Linked DNA regions of Homo sapiens: region 2 is linked to region 1. The links are chromatin loops, found by intact Hi-C in ENCODE. Cell type or tissue: lower leg skin. All regions are shown on one strand. Each heading gives the region's core, and the rest is flanking DNA. Links, peaks and the distances in the headings are about the cores only. Region 1 has its middle 69 kb from the start of CACNA1E. Region 2 has its middle 120 kb from the start of CACNA1E.

Evidence for each region. Hi-C counts contacts between places; a loop is a spot of excess contacts. Peaks named below come from ENCODE experiments on the same cell type or tissue, not always from the same donor. Only the 100,000 strongest peaks of a DNase experiment are listed, where the experiment ranks them.
Region 2: a loop joins it to region 1, with 9 times the contacts of the local background. A loop is called at or near these places in 4 of 110 quality-filtered maps.

Annotation. Positions count from the first base shown.
Region 1 is chr1:181,409,727-181,419,091 of GRCh38, reverse strand. It overlaps a transcript of CACNA1E not described here. Among named protein-coding and RNA genes, the nearest start is that of CACNA1E, 69 kb to the left of the region's middle. In lower leg skin, for the core only: no CTCF peak of the experiment used is centred there; DNase peaks (open chromatin) are centred at 3,691 and 5,461.
Region 2 is chr1:181,359,259-181,368,623 of GRCh38, reverse strand. It overlaps a transcript of CACNA1E not described here. Among named protein-coding and RNA genes, the nearest start is that of CACNA1E, 120 kb to the left of the region's middle. In lower leg skin, for the core only: no CTCF peak of the experiment used is centred there; no DNase peak of the experiment used is centred there.

The sequences.
Region 1 (9,365 bases), core at 1,761-5,760:
TAAGGATCTTTAGCTGCAGTTGGGGAAACAGAGTCTAGCAGGGAGGGGCAGAGGCAGGGAGGCTCATTAAGAGGTGGTTGACATTATGATCTTGGGCAAGTGACTTAAACTCTCTATCCCCCAAGTGCAAAAATGGGGACAATAATGGTAATAATGGTACCAGCTTCAATCAATTATTACATGGATAAATTAATTAATATTTATAAAGTACCTAGAATAGTGCTGGGCATCTAGTATCATATACGTGTGTGGAATAAAAATAATAAAAGGTGCTTGGACCAGGGAGACAGCAGCAGAGGTGGTGAATGGTGATCTGATACATTTTGAGGGGGGAGACACTGGGGATTGGCAAGAATTGAGTGTCAATGTGAGAATCAAAATGACTTCAACATTTCTGGCCCCAGCAACAGAAAAAATGTAGGTTTAATGAAAGAGAAAACTACAAGAGAAGCAGGTTTGGAGAGAAATCAATATTTTGATGTTAGACATGTTCAGCTTGAGATGTCGATGGATGTACAAGTAAAGATGGTGAATAAGTGGGTGGTATCTTAAATTCAGGGAAGAGGTCCTGAGTACAGACACCAATTTAGAGGTCAGCAGTATACGATGCTAACCAAAGGTCTGGGACTGGGCAAGAGCACTAGGAAGTAAGCACTGGTGAGAAGAGAACAGGCTGAGGACCAAGCCCTGGGACATCCAGTGTTTAGTAAGGATTGGGAAAAGGAAGTGGAAACTAGCAAGAGATTGAGAAGCAACCCACAACATAGGAGGAGAACCAAGAGTGGGTATCGTAAAAGCCATGTGACAAAACACTTTCACCTGTACTCCTAGCTCAGGAGGCTGAGGCAGGAGGATTACTTGAGGCCAAGAGTTTGAGATCAGTCTGGGCAACACGGCAAAATCCTGTCTCTAAAAAAACATAAAATATAAAAAATAAGGACAAAAGAGTTTCAAGAAAGAGGAAGTGATCAAATGTTGCTGCTAGGTCAAGGAAGATGGACACGAAGGAACACCCATTGGATTCTGCCTTGGGAAGGCCAATGTCACCATGTCAACAGCTGTTTGTTTGCCTGGGACAAAGACCTGATTGGAATGGGTTCCAGAGAAAATTGTAAGAAAAAAAAATGGAGACAGAATAAACAAAGGGGCTCATTTTTCTCTACATGGGCAACAGACTCCACATGGAACTTGAGGGGTGGTCAGTCCACAGTAACAGAAGGTAAAGGCCTGGTACCAGGGACCAGATGCAGCAGGCGGTCAGTGCAGTGGATGGAGCCTGTACATGCCTCTCCTGATTGCTGCTATTTTCCCAGTGAAGTAGGAAGGCAATTGTAGTCATGAGCTAGGAGCGAGCTGGCAGGAAATGATGGGATTTGAGAGTTAAGGGAAAAGCATGTGAAATAATCTCTAGAGGAGTGTGAGAGTGAATAGAAAAGGGAAAAGTAGTAAGATTTCTGGGCAGGACTAAGGGCCAACTGGAGGTGGCAGTCATCAATTCACAGTGAGGTCAATCGGCGTGGTTGTGACTTTTTCTATAGCTATGGTCACCTGCCCATATGTACATGAAGAATAGGGGAAAGTGGGATTTAGCAGGGCTGAAGTCTTGCCAGACAAGGTATAACAAAGCAGCAGAGGGACAACAAAGTTGAGGGTGAAAATAAGGAGATTATAATGATGGTGAAGCATGAAGTACACTAGAAACCAACTTGAGCTCCAGCATTCTTGCCCTTTGTGGATGATTCATTCTATCTTAGAAGTTGGTAGAAGAAAGAGCTTGAGAGGGTAGGAGGAGACTTCAAGTGAAAGGTCACTATTTTATCTGGAAAATATGTTTGGTGCTTATGATGGAGTTCAGTTTGATAAGATGGGAAATGGTGACATGACTGGGGAAGGGGATAGTGAAAAGGTAATAGGATCAGTGTCTTGTGGATGCAGTAAGATTAAAGAATCTTGGGAACTGAGCACTAGAGGGAGTGGAGAGAAAAGAGGGGGTGATCACACAGTGGGATGCTTGAAACCGAGATTATGGAGTAATGCAGTTACGACAATGTCCAGGCAGACCATGGAGGTGAGCTGTCAGCAGGAAGCAAGAAGGCAAAGTCACCAAACAGAAGGGGCTAAGGAACCAAGAGGTCAGGGTGCAGGAAGGGTCATCTACATGGATACTGAAATCACTAAGAACTGCCAGCAGCTGAAGACGTGGGGAAGAGAGGCAGTAAACCCAGGGCTAACCCATTCTTCCTGGAATGAAGCAAGTGACTTGGGAGTTTGTAGATGGTGGCAACGAGGGGTAGTAGGTGGTATTATCTGATGACATGCACGCCACAGCTGGCATTTTTAGGACAGGAGAGGGGAGTAATGGTCTGGAAGCAATAGTGAGGAGCAAATTGCTTCTCTAGACTCCAGGGTCCAAGGCAGCGTGGAAGGGAAAGCAGCTGTCACATGAGGCAGCTGCAGAGCAAGCCGCATTCCTGGGGGGAGGCTCCAGCAGAAATAAGAGAGTGAAGGGGACTTCCAGAGAAGATGAGGAGGATGAACAGGACTTTGCTGATGATGAAACATGAGTGCCAGACAGTGTATTAGTGAAACCGTGCCCCAAAGAGTTAAAGAGGCCAATGACTACATTCTTTGGCTTACAGGATAGCAGATAAGAAAAGAAACAACCTGCTGAAAAGCTGAAGCTGAAACTGTGCCCCAAAGAGTAAGAAACCAATGACTAACAGATATTCTTGAGCTTGCAGAATGGCAGATAAGAAAAGAAACAACTTGCAGAAATGCTGAAATTCCCCACAACGTGAGATCAAGAAAAAACTGGCTGACATCGGTTGGAACCAAGATGGCCTGGCCTACTGGCGTCTGCAGAACAAGCCTGCTGACACCACAGCCTGAACTTCCATGACATGTTTCATACTAAGTCCTCAAGAATTTTCACATGCGACCTGTGAGGTAGCATGAAGAGATAACTGAGCATGTCCAAGGACTTTCCAGACCTCCCCTTTCCCTCCACCAATCACTTACTAATCCCTTGAACCTTTTCTAATGAAAATACTGCCTTGAAGCGAGGACAGAGAGACAGATTTGGGCTTGACATCCCGTCTCTTTGTGAATTGACATGCAATAAAAAGCTTCTCTTCTCAAAAACCCAGTGCTGTAGTATTGGCTTCTAGTGCCCCGAGCAGCAAGCCCTCTTTGCTCAGTAACATTAGGGTTCGTAGAACTGGGGAGGGGTGTGGAGAAGATCAAATTAAGGCATGTACAGAGCCATGAGGCTAAGGAATTTGGGTGGTGAGGGGAAAAGCCATGATGAGGCCGTGAGTGTTGGGGAGCAGAGAAGGATGGGGCAACATCACTGTCTCTATCACTTCCCATTTTCTTTTCAACCCACTCCAACTGGGCTACTGACCCCATCGCCCTGTGGAAACTACTCCCATTCAGGTCATCTCTGTGTTGCCAAAGCCAGTGTTTCCTTCTCTATCTTCATTTTATTTGACCTCTCAGCAACATTCTATGGAGATGATGACCTTCCTTCTGAACACACCATTTTCCTTACTTCTTTGTCCCTATACCCTCTGGTTACCCTCCCACCTCCTTCTACTCCTTCTCACCTCCTTCATGTGCTCTTCCTCCACTGCCACACCCCTAAAGGCTGACATTCCCCAAGGCCATTGATGTGTGTACCCTGGTTTACCTCTTCATGGACCTGCCCAAGTGAAAACAGTCTCCCAATCATCCCCGCCAGCACCCCAGGTAGGTGGCTGGTACTAGATCTTGACATCCTCCAATCAGTAAAGTTTAACTTAGAGACATAAAAGTTATTTCCACATTGCTAGTCATGGTAAAGCTAGTTTTTCATTGAGTATTGTGGGATTTTTTGGGTTAGGCCAGATGATAGGCATTGAGTGACATGAACAATGTGCATGACAGTCTCAGCCCTCAAGTTGTTCAGGGTCCTCTTAGAAAGATAAGATGGAGGTGCATTAAAAAATAGTACTTCTAAATATGAAGAAAGGCCAGCTATCAGAGCTGCATTGTATTTAAAGGAAGTCTACTCCCTCCTACTTGTCTTTCGAAGTCATGATGAGGTGACTTACTCAAGGTCACACCACTAATTAGGTCACCCTGGGAATTAGACCCAAGTCTCCAAACCCCAACACCAGTGCTCTTACCATGGCATCTCAATAGGTTGTTGAGAGAAGTACTTTGAGAGTTAGAATGAAAGGCACTGTGCCATCATGGTTAAAGGCATGGATTCCACAACCAGACTGCCAGGGTTCAAATTACTAATTAATATCAAATCACAGTAACAATGCGGTTGTTATCCACGTGACCTTGAGAAAGTCACTTAACTTCTCTGTGCCTCATTGGTTACATGTGGCTAATAACTGTACCTACCTCATAGTTATGGTGAAGATTAACATGAGTGGATATATGTAAGGTGCTTGGAATGTTGCCTGGCACTTAAAGACAGGTATGCAAGGCTCTAAATACTAATAGTGCTGAGAGATGAACAACCAAGAGATTTGTTGAATGCTGGCTGTGCCCAACTCCTCTCTGAATCCCAGGAGCCCGGCATACATTCGGACTCACTGAATGAATGAATGAGCGAACTAACAAACATTAACATCCTTATGAAACAGAGATCAGCTCATTTACCCCTACTTGTATCATCCAGAACATTCACTGAAACCAAGTAGGTAAATCCCACCACGACCACCACCATCAAAATACATCTGTGACTAATCTCTTTGTACTTGATGACATCTAGCAAGTCAACAATCTAAAGCAAGAAGAGATGAAGACATACAGACCACAGGGCATGCCAGCATGCCGAGTAAACTCCGGCATCCACAGGACAAAGCAAAGTCCTTCTATGGAGCAAAAACCTGGGGCAACCGAGAGAATTAAGTGAAATCCCATCTTCCTTTAATTTAGGACTCCTAAGAAGAAAAAGCCAAAATTCTCAACAGGTGTGAATTAAAGTTGGCCTTTTGCCCTACACAAACAGAGCAGAAATAAAGCCAGGAGTGGCCACACAGATCTTGGACATTTTCCTCCATCCACTGGAGATGTGCCCAAAATGTAATCATTCATCCAAGGAGGATATTAAAAAGGCAGGGTTAGCTGCAGTTCCTGAAGTAAAGATGAAATAGATGATCCACGTTGTGAAGGATTCTCCCTGGCTTTCAGGAAAGCTCAGAGAATGAAACAGACCCCAGTTCTTTCTCCACAGGCTCTTAGTAAAACAAGTGAGCCTTGGGGGCAAGGCTGATTCACCCACATCTGACAGCTGAACGCCTCAGTGAGGCTGGACGAGGCCTACAGCCGGGTGGTGAGATCAGGGACTGACCACGAGGACCTCATCCAGAGGGTCCAGCCTCTCGTTAGTCGCAGCACAGCGAAAGCATCTCCCGACCCTCCAGGGCGGCCTCACGGGGCCCATCCGCTCCAGGAACCCACCCCGACCTCAGGCCCAGCCAGCCATGCCCGCCCCCGCGTCCCCGCCATACTCACTCCCATTCCTTGCGCCGGGCCTGCGGGGTGCTCTGCATCTTGTGCGCCTCGTGGGCCTTGATGATGTCGCGCTGCTCGATGAGGCCCCCGCGCCGCCGCTTCATGACCTCGGGGCTCACCGGCAGGAAAGGGCTGGAGCCCGCCTCCAGTGCCATGGCGCCCTCCCAGCCCTGGCCCTCGCCCTCCTGCACCTGGAAGAAGTTGTCGAAGCCAGAGGCGGCGCGCGGGGAAGCCGGCAGCATGCCCACCTCGTCCGAGGCGTCGGCCTCGAGCAGAGCGCACTGCTGGGGCCGCCATGCCTCTTCTTCCGGCAGGGCCAGGACGTGGCGTTGGCGGCGGCCCGCGGACCTGGGCTCAGGGCTCCCCGCAGCCGGGCAGGGGGCGGGCTCGGGCAGCCTGCGGTCTGGGCTCAGTCCACGCATCTCGGGCACCATCACAGAACATTGCTCTGTGGGAGGGAGAGGGCAGAGACAAGGAGTGGGGAAGGGAGGGAGGGAGGAAGAATGGGGCCAAGGTCACAGGGAAATAGAGAAGAGAAAGAAAGAGGTTAATGGCATTGCCTTCCAGGCCAAGGCTTCTGGCTTGCTCAGTGCTACATCCCGGGCCTGACCCACAAACTGGCACACAGTGGAGCTCGATAAATGATGTTGAAATTAGGAGCATCCGCGGCGGACCAGGCTGGGCCCCCAGGTGTCCAGAATTTAACAAAGTGGACTGGATTCTTGCCCTCATAAACTTACAGTCTACTGCAGAAGACACAGATTAAAGAAATAATGATATGCCGCGTTGGTAAGGTTTAGAGGTGCTGCAATAAGGAGAGAACTCCGAGGGCCGCACATCTCAGCCCCACCTCGGACAGCTAGCTGGCTGTTCCCTCCCATTTTTGGTAGAAGAATCCCTCTAACCCCTTCCCCAGGGCCCACTCTGGGGGGATTGCCACCACCACCTGCTGCCCTGCCTCCCAAGTGCGTGCCTGGGGGCACCAAGCCACAAGGTGGTCTCTCCTTTTTTTTTTTTGAGATAGGATCTGTCACCCAGGCTGGAGTGCAATGGTGCAATCACGGCTCACTGCAGCATCAACCTCCCAGGGTCCGGTGATCCTCCCGTCTCAGCCTCCTGAGTAACTGGAACCACAGGCACACACCACCACATCCAGCAATTTTTTTATTTTTTGTAGAGATGACGTTTCCCCGTGTTGCCTAGACTAGTCTCAACTCCTGGGCACAAGCGATCCTCCTCACTCAGCCTCCCAAAGTGCTAGGATTACAGGCATGAGCCTCTGAGCCCAGCCTAAGGAGAACTCTTCTTGAGAACTGGGTCCTGTATGCAGGTTCCTTCCTCCTTTTTTAATGCCTGTGCCTGCCTCAGGACCTGGGGCCACGTGTGACTCAGATGCCCCTGCTGCTCCCCTTGGCATCATTCTCCTTTTCCATGCCAAGGAGGACATAACCAGATTGGCCTCTGAAAGACGTACGTATTCAATCAGCGTTGACTGAGAACTTACCATGTGCAAGGCACTGTGCCAGGCACTAGGCACAACAACATGAGCTGGACTTAGTCCACATCATCCTCATGGAAGAGGCAGGAAGAACATCGATTGTGACCACATCACAGAATGTGCTATGATTGGCGTAGGCCTGATTGCTAGAGGAGCACATGAGAGGCACACCTGGCTGGGCGCAGTGGCTCACGCCTATAATCCCAGCACTTTGGGAGACCAAGGCGAGCAGATCACTTGAGGTCAGGAGTTTGAGACCAGCCTGGCCGACATGGTGAAACCTAGTCTCTACTAAAAATACAAAAATTAGCCAGGTGTGGTGGCGTGTGCCTGTAATCCCAGCTACTTGGGAGGCTGAGACAGGAGAATCGCTTGAACCCGGTGGGCAGAGGTTGCAGTGAGCTGAAACCGCACCATTGCACTCCAGCCTGGGTGACAGAACAAGACTCCATCCCAAAAAAAGAAAAAAAAGAGGGGCACCTAGCCCAGCTGGGGTTGGTCAGGAGGGCTTTGTGAAGGAAAGGACCCTGGAGCCGGGTTAAACAGAGTTTGCCAGTTGAAGAACAGGAGAGGAAAACAGGCAAAAGGAAGAGCATGTGCATGAGAGAGGATTTAGGGAAACCAAAGGATTCTTCCTGCCTCCCTGGTCACTCCTCTCTCCTCCTTTGTGCACTGTTCCTCCACTACTACACCCCTAAAGGTTGAGTCCAAAGCCATTGAGGTGTTTTCCCTGTTTTACGCCTCATGGACCTGCCCAAGTGAAAGCAGCACTCCAGGTGGGTGGCTGGTACTAGATCTTGACATGCTCCAATTAGCAAAGGTTTAACTTAATGAGAGACGTAAAAGTTACTCACACATTGCTAGTCCCCACAGCAGGTCTAAGTACTGGGGGGAGTCCTTGTGGCTTGAGAGGGCCTGAACTTACCACCTTTTCAAGATACCTGCTTATTGCCTCCCTCCTAGCCAGGAGCCCAAAACCAGAATTCCTCCCAACCACACGTCTCAGTGACCACAGGTGGCATCTAAGAAGTGTCCCGTGCTCTACATGCTCAGAGGAACTCTGGCCTCCAGATCATTCAACCAGTGTTGGATGGTTGAGCACCCACTATGTGTTGGGAGCTGTACTGGGCCCCCAGGGTGGCATCCTCCCAGAAAGTTGCCCTCCAGACACCATCTCCCACCCCGCCTTCCCTGGGTTGGACGGCAAGTCAAATTGCAAGTCACAAAAACAAAGACTATTTCAATGGTTAGGAATTATAATGATCTAACCATATCATTTTATGGATGCTGAGGTCCACAAAGGTAGAGAGCCCCACCCAGGATCACACTGCCAATAAAAAGCAGAGCTGGGAGAGAACTCAGATTTCAAGTCCTAGCTTATGGTTTTCTCCACTATATTGATCACAGTGTCTCTACCACATGAAGCAGAATCCATAAATGCCTCTCCCAGCCCCCCTCCTCGTTATGCTAAGATAATAAATAGAAACAAAAAGTCTGGATGAGAGGATGATCTTAGCGCATACATGATAAAGCCTGATGGGAGCATTCAGTAGACTCGGACGCCCCTGGAGCCCTAAGATACCTTCTCTATTCGTCCCCTTCTCCATCTCCAGCATCTGGACTGGTCTTCCTTGCCCTACCAGCACCACACCCTAAGGCCTCAATGCTTTTGAGCTTGAAGCTCCCAGGACATGGTAGCCAACACTCGGTACTTGGCCACCAAGGCCAGGTCAAGGGATCAGGGAGAAGGAAGATAAGGAGTCCAGAATGAGCTTGGTAAGGAGAAGAAAATGTATTCCAAATCATGCCAACAGCTGGGTGGGTCCCTAGAAAGAGTGATTCACGTTCCTCACGTTGTCATTCTGTCTCAACTCCCCTTGAGGGATTTTAAATTTATCCTTCATTCCTACGATGTTTAAATGTCTCTCCCTCACCACATGCACGCGCACACCCCTCCCCTGCTGCTCCCACTCCCTCCCCAGGCCTTAGCATCTCCAGCAACTCCAAGAATTCTCAGGCCCTGCTGGCTGCAGCCTCCTTTCCCTCGTGTCTGTCTGTGACAAAGGCTCCTGGGCCACCCTCCCAGCTCTCACCAGGCCACCAGTACCTGGCTCCCCACCTCTGTTTCCTGACCCATCCCACCCTCTCTCCTTACATGATTTCCTCTTCCCAGACACTTTGCCAATTTGAATCACATCTTTGCCAAAATTACAACAGCAATAATATGCACTGCGGAGCTCCAGCTTTATGTTATGAATATCAAAATATGAAATTATCTCATCTTTCCTTTAAGAATTTCTGTTAAACAACCCTTCTATTATTGATACAAATGTTCACCAGGAGGGTCTGTTGCCCC
Region 2 (9,365 bases), core at 3,448-7,447, 52 kb after region 1:
CCCATCTCCTTTTCTCCATCCTCACAGACAGAAGAGGGAAAATGTCAGATGGAAATTTTGAAAAGCAGTTGTTACTACAGCTCCATAGGGATGTCTGAATTATTTGTTACACAACTCAACCTTCTCTCACATAAATTGATATTCTTATTTCAAGCTAATTGCGATTTTCAGCTTTGATCATTTCTAATTCAATTGTCTTTAATAACTTTTTAGAAATCTTTTCAACAATAAGATTTGTACATAGGTTCTCTGCGAAAATAGTTTTCATTTGTCACCCTGTTATAAATACCTTCTTTCTGGGTATTCTGGTAGATTTGCGATGTATTTTTTTTTTTTTTAGACAGAGTCTCTTTCTCTGTCTAAATGACACATTTTCTTTTTATTTTATTTTTTTTAGACAGAGTCTCTCTTTGTCACCCAGGCTGGAGTGCAGTGGCATGATCTCGGCTCACCGCAACCTCAGCCTCCCAGGCTCAAGCGATTTTCATGCCTTAGCTCACCAATAGCTGGGATTACAGGTGTGCACCACCACACCCAGCTTATTTTTGTATTTTTAGTAGAGATAGGGTTTCACCATGTTGGCCAGGCTGGTCTCGAACTCCTGGCCTCAAGTGATCTGCCTGCCTTGGCCTCCCAAAGTGCTGGGATTACAGGGGCAAGCTACCATGCCTGGCCAATTTTCTTTTTGTCAACTACTTCACAAGACAATCTATCAAAAGCATTGTTAAAGTTATTCTGAAGACTATATGAGAAATAAAGCATTATTTTCAAAGAAACCAAAGTAAATTATAAATAAATTGGCATATTTCTATGACTCTGGAATAGAATTATATTCATTGCATTTGAAAATGATTAAAATATAAAAGCTACTTTACCATATCTTACCCATCTCTTATGAAACATTTTTAAGTAGTCAACTAGTTACTCTCTGCTATTTTAATATCTAATTAAAGTTATAATTAGAAGTTATTCATTAGTAATAATTTGTTATATTTGATTAATCATATATTATATAATTATATTATAGTTATATATTATATATTATAGTATTATAATATTATAGTTATATAAATATAAATAATTGATTATTAATTCAAATCAAGTTCGTCTGGAAAGTTTCAAGCTTTATTTTTATTAATTTCTTCTACAACTCCAATGTCTATACCCCTTTGAGATGACAAGCTAGAGATCCCTAAATGTTTTGCAAGGTTATAGTGCACAGCAGAAATAAATATCCAGGAGGTCCTGGGAAAAGCTGAGAAAAAAATTCCTGGAACCCAAACAGGAAAAAAAAAAATTAGTTTGAAAGGAGAGATGAGACGGTGACAATTCAACTCAAAAAAGAGCTTCTTAAACAGCACTTTGGGTGAGGCACCAGGCCAAAGATCTTTGACAAATTCTAAATTTTGCTAAGAACCTGCCTTGATCCTGATGAGCGACAGGGCACCCAAATCAGAAGGCGCAACCACAACACTCTTTTGCGTGGCAACCTCCAGGGATGGGAGAGGTAGGAGACGCAGAGGTGTCCCAGGAAGCCAGGTGTCCAGGGCCCGCTCTGGGCCCACCCATCGGTAGCTCCCAAAGTAGCTAATAGGACACGTTAGGCAGGGAAGGCCTCCTTCACCACAGACACAGAATCACAAAATGGAAAGAGGAACAAGTTTTAAGGGATGCAAAACTCCATGCCATTGCCCCTTTACTTATGAAATGGAAATAAAAGTACCCCTAGATGGCTGCTTATGAGAATTATAGATCATACAGGTTAAGTGCCAAGCACCACAGGGGTCTTCAAAGGATGATAGCTACCACTATTATCAGTATTAATCTATCACTCTTCAGTTACCCAATATAAAGGCATATATGCTTCCTCTTCATTTTTGTGAGGCAGGTCTCAGGTTCAGAGAAGTGAAGCAAGTTGTCTGGGGTCACACAGCAAAGAGGTAGCAGGATCAGGGCTCACACTGCTAATCCTTGCAATTGCAGTCGGCCACGTAGCCCACTAAAGTGCCAGGATGCTCTCCCCTCCTACAGCAGCCCTTATGAAGCCTTGGCTCAAATGTTATCCCTGCAACTGTGGCCTCACCTTGGTAGGCTGCTGTTTTACTTCTCAAGTTGCAAAAAAAGAGGGATAAATGAGAAAAGCAGAGGAAAGTGGCAAGATTACAACAGGACCCCTCAAAGTGCCTCAGGTCAAATCAGTTAATAAGATGTACTTATTGACTCTTACCTTGAGACAACTAGGTCTCGTGCAACCTGCAAAGCAAGTAAATCCAATCAGATTCTAGCACATTGCATTGCCTTGAGCCAGCGTCTGATACCATGGACCAAAGGCCATCACAGACCCCTGTAGCAAGAATAGGAGAGATGGAAGGAAGGATGCAACACCACAGAGGTCATGTGTGAGAGGTGCTTCAGTACTCTCCTCCAACCCTAAAATGGAAGGTGTCAGATAGGAATAGGCATTCAGAGAGGATAGTCAAATGAGAACCAGGTCCCCAAGGGGAGTCCTGTTCTCTGGAGGCCCCAGGCCCAGGTTCCATTCATCAGCCTTTCTCCACCTCTCCCCAGCCCACAGATGTAGAGTCAGAGTAACAGAACACCTCAAGTTCACAGGCTCTGGCAGGCCTTTGGTCCCCTGCAACATCTCCCCAGTTACAGCAGAAGGTCCCCAAGAACCATCTCACTTGTGCTCACCAGCCAGTTTGCACAGTACATCTGCCCTAATCCTCCTCTCTACCCTAGCCCCCTTGTCCACTTCCTCTGTGAGGATGCTGTAGCTACCAGCACTTCCATCATCTGCCTTAAAAGACTACCAACTGTGCCTAGGTGCCATTTCCTGCTAAACGTCAGGACACCAGAGCAGGTCCATGGCCCCAGCCACAGAGAAGAAGGCCTGTGCCCAACAAAGCAAATACAGCTCCTTGAACTTCTTGCTGGGATGCCCCTCCCTGTCCAGACCCTGGCTTCAGGTTAGAAAGGGAGAACAGTGTCTAAGGCAGCCACTGAACTGACCACCCCGGCCCAGGCCTCCCCTTGCTACTTTTTCAGTAGAACAACAACAAATCAAGCCAATAGGCTGCAGCTGCCCTGACCCCATCATCAGATTTACCCAACTGTCTCCGAATGCCAGGTAACCCTCAAAGGCTAGGATCGGCCAGGTGCAGTGACTCATGCCTGTAATCCCAGCAATTTGGGAGGTCAAGGCGGGAATATTGCTTGAGGCCTGAAGTTCAAGACCAGCCTGGGCAACGTAGCAGGACCCTGTCTTTACAAAATAAAAATTTTTAAATTAGCGAGGTGTGGTTGTACATGCCCATAGTCCCACCTACGTGGGAGGCTGAGGCAGAAGGATCACTTGAGCCTGGGAGGTTGAGGCAGCAGAGAGCCATGATCGCGTCACTGCACTCCCACCTGGGTGACAGAGTGAGACATTGATTCATAAAAATAAAAAATAAAAAAAAGCTAGGATTGCCATCCTGATAGCAGGCTGTCCTCACCTTCATTCACAGTCATGCACACTCACTGGGAGTGTTAACCAGCACTACCTCCCAAAGCACGTGCTCAGTGCTGCTACCCAGACATGTCCAGGGTGAATGAGACCTCCCAGGCCCCTCAATGGGACAGGGGTGGCTTGGCTAACGAACGCTTCCAAAGGCTTGTACAGAGGAAAGGCCAGGAAACCACTCATTCTCCCAGCAGCCCTGCTGGCAGGAAGGGGGCCATGGGCAGGGGAGCAGGAAAAGCCTCCTGCCCACTCCTATCAAAGCACCTGGCTTTCCCTGCAGAGGTGGAAGACTGGAGCCCAAGAGGATCCAAAGCAACTACTTTCTCCTCCCACACCCCATGGCACCCTCAAGGGAAAATTTGCTCCCCAGAACCACACTGTATTGTATATCGCCTCAACATGCTGCTCCACTCGGAATTCTGTCCCCTCCATGCCACTACATCAACTACCTGGGCACAGCTACTCACCAAGGACACAGCATCATTCTACCTTCCTTTGTCCAGATCTTCGTAATCTTTCTTGTAGCTTCCTGCAATTCAACCCCTGTGTTGAACCATCCATCCCTGTTATTTCTTCTGTATAAGATCTCTGAGGTCTGGCCTTCCAATCTGGCTCCTTCTGGGATAGCCTCCATCCCACCTCTGATCACAGTGATTCATTGTACAGAATGTTTACTGCGTGCCTGCCATGAGCCAGGCACTCCTGACCCACTCATGATGAATCGGTGAGGAAAACAGAGATCCTGCCCACACAGAGCTCACATTCTAAGGACAAGAGACAATTAACGACGGGCATCATAAACAAGTGTGGTGTAAAATACAATGGCTGCTGACCAGCACTATGGAAAAAGCTGGACAAAGGCGCTTAGGATGGTGAATAAAGAAGACACACAATGTAGAGTTCAATGGAAGAGTCAGGGAAGGCTTTGATGCAAAAGTGAAATCTGAGCAAAAACCTGAAGGAGGTAAGGGAGGGAGCCAATCAGAGTCACGGGGAATAAACATTCCAGGCAATCTGGAACAGCCATTACAAAGGCCCTAATGGGAAGGGCATGCCTAGCCTGACTTGCCTCCAGGCTCTACCACCTCCAGTCCCCGTGAATATCACTGTTGGTTTCATCTTTCTCTTTTCCATGTGCCAGTCACCTCCTCAGGAATTCATAAGGGCTTATGGTGAACAGAGGACCAAGTTCAGACTTCTAACTCTGGTGATGAAGACATCCCATACTCTGGCCCCACCTCTCCTATCCGTAGTGAAGTCTGTTGCTGCCCTTCCCAGAGCTCTCTCACCACTTCCATGCACCAAACCACAGCTTCTGCATGCCTTGTTTCTGATGGCTGGCACCTGCAACCTTATTGGGCTTGGCAACTTCCCACATCATCATGCAGAGAGCCAGAGACCAGGGGAGTCTCTTTCTGCCCTGCAGCAACCTATATAGCCAATGACTGATGGACAGGGTCCATGTCAACCACCCTTGCCTACTGGTTGACAAACTGTTTTGTGCAATTTATGCTCCAGAGCTCCCTGAGGGGTCAGGCTGAGGCTGGGATGTCACCTGAAATTGCACCCCTACTTGTTGTTCTCCTCACCTTGTCCTGCCCCTCTAGTCCCTTACCTCTGTCTCCTCGAAGCACTTCCTTGGTAAGTCATTTGCATATCAATCTTTATTTCGAGGTCTGCATTTAGGGATATGACCTAAAACACCATCCAAATTTAGTTTCCACTATTTTCAAACATGGATTCTCTACTTCCTTCCTTAGCCATGCTGGCTAGGACTATTTCTCTCCTCTGAGGTATTATAGTAATAGACATCCCACACGCGCATTTTGGCAGGTATTCACAAGCGGGTTTGTTTCTGGTTTTTGGTTTGTGTAATAGTTTTCCCATATCTACTTCTCATCTTCCTAATGAGATTGTGAGTACCCTTGAGAGCAGGGATGAGATTTTAGGCTTCTTTATAACCTTCAGCACCAGACTAGGCACAAAAATCTGCCCTCAAGACTTAGGGGATGGAATCAGAAATGATACAGGTCTATTTGTCCCCTGTAGATGGTCCCCCAGGGGGAACTATGTCCACAGAGCCCTTGAGGGCCTATATGGGGCATGATGTCAGACCTATGATGGGACATTTATGTCCTTTCACAGATACCTCCACCCTCTCTCCACGCCTCTTGTCTTCAGTAAACTTATAACGAGATCCTAAGGAGGACTCCCAGAGGGAGGGTTACAGCCTAGGGGTCAGGTCAGCCCAAGGCAAAACTGCAAACAAGTCTGTAAAACAGGAAAAGAGTCTGGTTTTCATTTCTCCCATCTCCTCTTTCACATTTGCTCCGGTTCCCCCGTTTCCCTTCCTTGATGTTTGTTTCTAAGTCTTATTCCCATCATATTTCACTCTAATTCCTACTGACATGAGGTCCCCAGCAAGCTGCCTCTGGGAGACATTTGTGTTTCCAAAGCATTGGCAAACTTTAGATAGTCAGGTATCCCAGGAGAATAATCCCTTACAGCATTTTACAGAGCTCACAGTATTTTCACATTCATCATTCCATTAGTTTCAAGCAACAAGCCTGTAAGATGTGTGAGGCAAACAGTATCATCATCTCTATTCTACAGACAAGGAAACTGAGGTCTGGAGAAGCTGAGTTCCTCACTGGAGACTACATACCTATGGACCGACAAAGCCAAGGCCAGATGAAGCCTGTATCCACGTGGGAAACAGCAACAAAGGCAAGAACTCATTCCCGTAATGAGGAGGTCTTGCTGCCATCCACAGCAGAAAGGACTCACACATACCAGTCCATTCTTCCATTTCTGCACCTACTAGGAAAACACAAGAGACTTTGGGCCTCCAGGGAGAAAGAGTCAGGAGTTTGACAGACACAGAGCTGTGTGCTCATGATTGGGACAAAGCACTTCTCCTTTTGGGCTCTGATGAGGAAGGATTGGAAGTTGCTGGAGAAAACAGCTGGATCAGAAGTTGCTGGAAAAAGGTCCATTAAGGTTCATTTAATACCTACTGGATGCCAGATGCTTCAAAATAGTCCTATGAAGGAGGTAATATTAGCCCCATTTTACAGATGAGGAAACAAGCTCGGAGAAGGCAAATGACTAGCTCAAGACTGCAACCTAGTAATTATAATCAATGTGATAGCCATTTAATGAGCTCCTGCTATGTGCCACATACTATGCTGAGTAGTATGTACACTTAACAAATCTAATAATCATTAATGTCTAGACTGGAGAGGCTGTATAAGCTAAGGAATCATACCACCATTTATAGATGTGGAAACTGAGTCTTGTTAAGTAATTTGCCCAAAGCTATTCAGCTTGTAGATATCAGAACCATCCAGGGGACTTAAAGATCAAGTCTAATCCCCTTCCCCCTTACATCCTCAGATACAAACAGAGCAGTGACAGTCACAGGCAGAACTTGGGGCACCAAGGCAGACACCTGTAGGAGGGGAACAGGTTGAGGAAGAAAGGCTTGCAGGAGAGGTGGGAAGAGAATAAACAGCTGCCTCAATGGGGTGACTATGGGGGCATGAAAAGGCCCCTTTTCATGTTGCCTCTGCCCAGGGCCAGCCCTCTAGCAACCACTCCATCTTCTTCTAACAATAATCTGGGAGTTTTCCCAGTGAGTCATGGGAAAAGGAGTCTAGCAGCCAAATCTCCTGCCTTGTGAAACCTCTGAGACCTTCCCTGCTACATCCAGGAAAGGGGTCCCTGCCCAAAGTAGAAGACTGAGCCACATATGGTAGTAGAACAATATTTTTAAATATTAACCATTTTAAATACTTCCAAGCCCACCTCCATATTTCCCTATGCTCCTCTGTCCTTCCCTCATTGAGTCTGCTTACGACAGTACATTGCCTCAGGGAAGGAAGACACAGAGGAGTTACAAAGGAAGAGAAAGAGTTAGATTTGGCTTTTGGGTCTTCAAAGCCCAGCCCTCAGAAAGGAGCAGAGAGGATTCAGTGTCTAGGCCACAGATTGAGGAGACCACATGAAGAAGGCTCTCAGAGTGGTGAGTGGTGAGGGTGACTGGGAGTGGTGAGATGCCACCTGTGAAGCAAGGAGTGGAAAGATGTACTAGGTCCCTAAGAAAGAGGAACCCTGTGTCCTGCCTCCCACCCTTCAAAGGTACTAGAGTCACTCTCCCCACAGGTTTAAGGGATCTGAGAGCACTGTGGGTCCTTGCCCGCTTTCCCAGGTAGAACCCTAGGGGGCAACAAGATCTTGGAAAAGATATAGTTGTAAAGGCTGAGCCACATATGGTAGTAGAACAATATTTTTGTAAAGGGTGTCCAGAAATATTTTGTAAAGGGTGTCCAGAAGATTGTGAGGGTTTTTTTCAGTACTCAAAATTGAAATATAATTCACTTAACATAAAATTCACCACCTTAAAGTGTACAATTCAGTGGTTTTTAGTATATTCACAACGTTTTACAACCATCACCACTATCTAATTCCAGAACATTTCCATTCCTCACCCTCTAAAAGAAAGCCCATACCTGTTGTACCCGTGAGTAGTCACTCCCAATTCTCCCCCACCCCTAGTCTCTGGTCTACAGATTTGCCTCTTCTGGACATTCCAAACAAACAGGATCATGCAGTATATGGCCATTATGTCTGGTTCCTTTCACCTAATATAATGTTTTCAAGGTTCATATCTATGATACAGTATGTATCTGTACTCCCTTCCTTTTTATGGCTAAATTCTTTGTATGGATATGACACATTTTGTTTATCCATTCATCAGCTAATGGGCATTGTGTTGTTTTCATTTTGGGGCTATTAGAAATCATGCTTCTATGAACAGGCATGTACCAGTTTTTGTGTGGTTATATGTTATTGGTTCTTTGGGGTATATGCCTCGGAGTGGAAGTGCTGGGTCATACGGTAACCCTATGTTTAACTTTTTGGGTAAACCCTATGTTTTTTAGGGTGAACCCTATGTTTAACTCTTTTCTGCTAAAGGCTGTACCAGAAATAGGGTTTAGATAGCCCTGTGGTGCTGCCCCTATGGCCCGAGGTGTCATGGAAGCAGCAAAACCCTTATGATTCCCGTGCACCAGAAGAGAGGGAGTCAGACCTAGAGCAGCCTTGCATTGAGAGAGGGAGAGTCAAAACTGCTCAGCAGTGAAAGTAAGGCTGGGCAGCAATGTAGACATTTCAGCAACTGCCAGTGTGAATTCATGACCGATGCTCCCCCATGCACCCCAAGTTAGCTACAATCGTAAGGAAAGGAGGTGATCCCAAATTCAGTGAGGTTAAGTTTCTTCTCTAGCAGAATAGGAATGTATTATAGAAATAAGTTGTATTATAGAAAAATAAATAAAATTACATTTCTTACACACCTAAATTTGTGACTAGAGATAAGTACCCACTACACAGTTTAATCTTAGAAACGTCTCAGAGAAAAGACCAGGGAAGCTCGGGAGGAATTTTAAAACCCCCTATCACCCACACTTCTGGGTGGATATCCAAACTAGCAGAGGAAGCACAGAGCCATAGAGTATCGGAACTACTTCTAGCTTCTTAGTGGGAGCAGAAGCCCACCCGCTTACAATGGCCTAGTGAACTCATTTAGCTGGTTTCAGCTTCCTCCCCAGCATCACCTCTCCCTTCAGCCACACTGGACTGCTTGCTAAGCCCCATATCCATGCCATGTTCAAACTTCTGTGGTTTTGCCCACGCTGTTTTTTTCTGCCTTCTCACCTTGTACACTAAAAAGATCATATGTTAAGGCCAAGTGCAAACGTCACTTTCTTCAGTGTGTCATTTCCGAACCCTCTCAGGTATAATTACTCCATCTCTCCCCTCTGTTCCCTTAGCATGCTGTACACTTTGCCTTGTACTT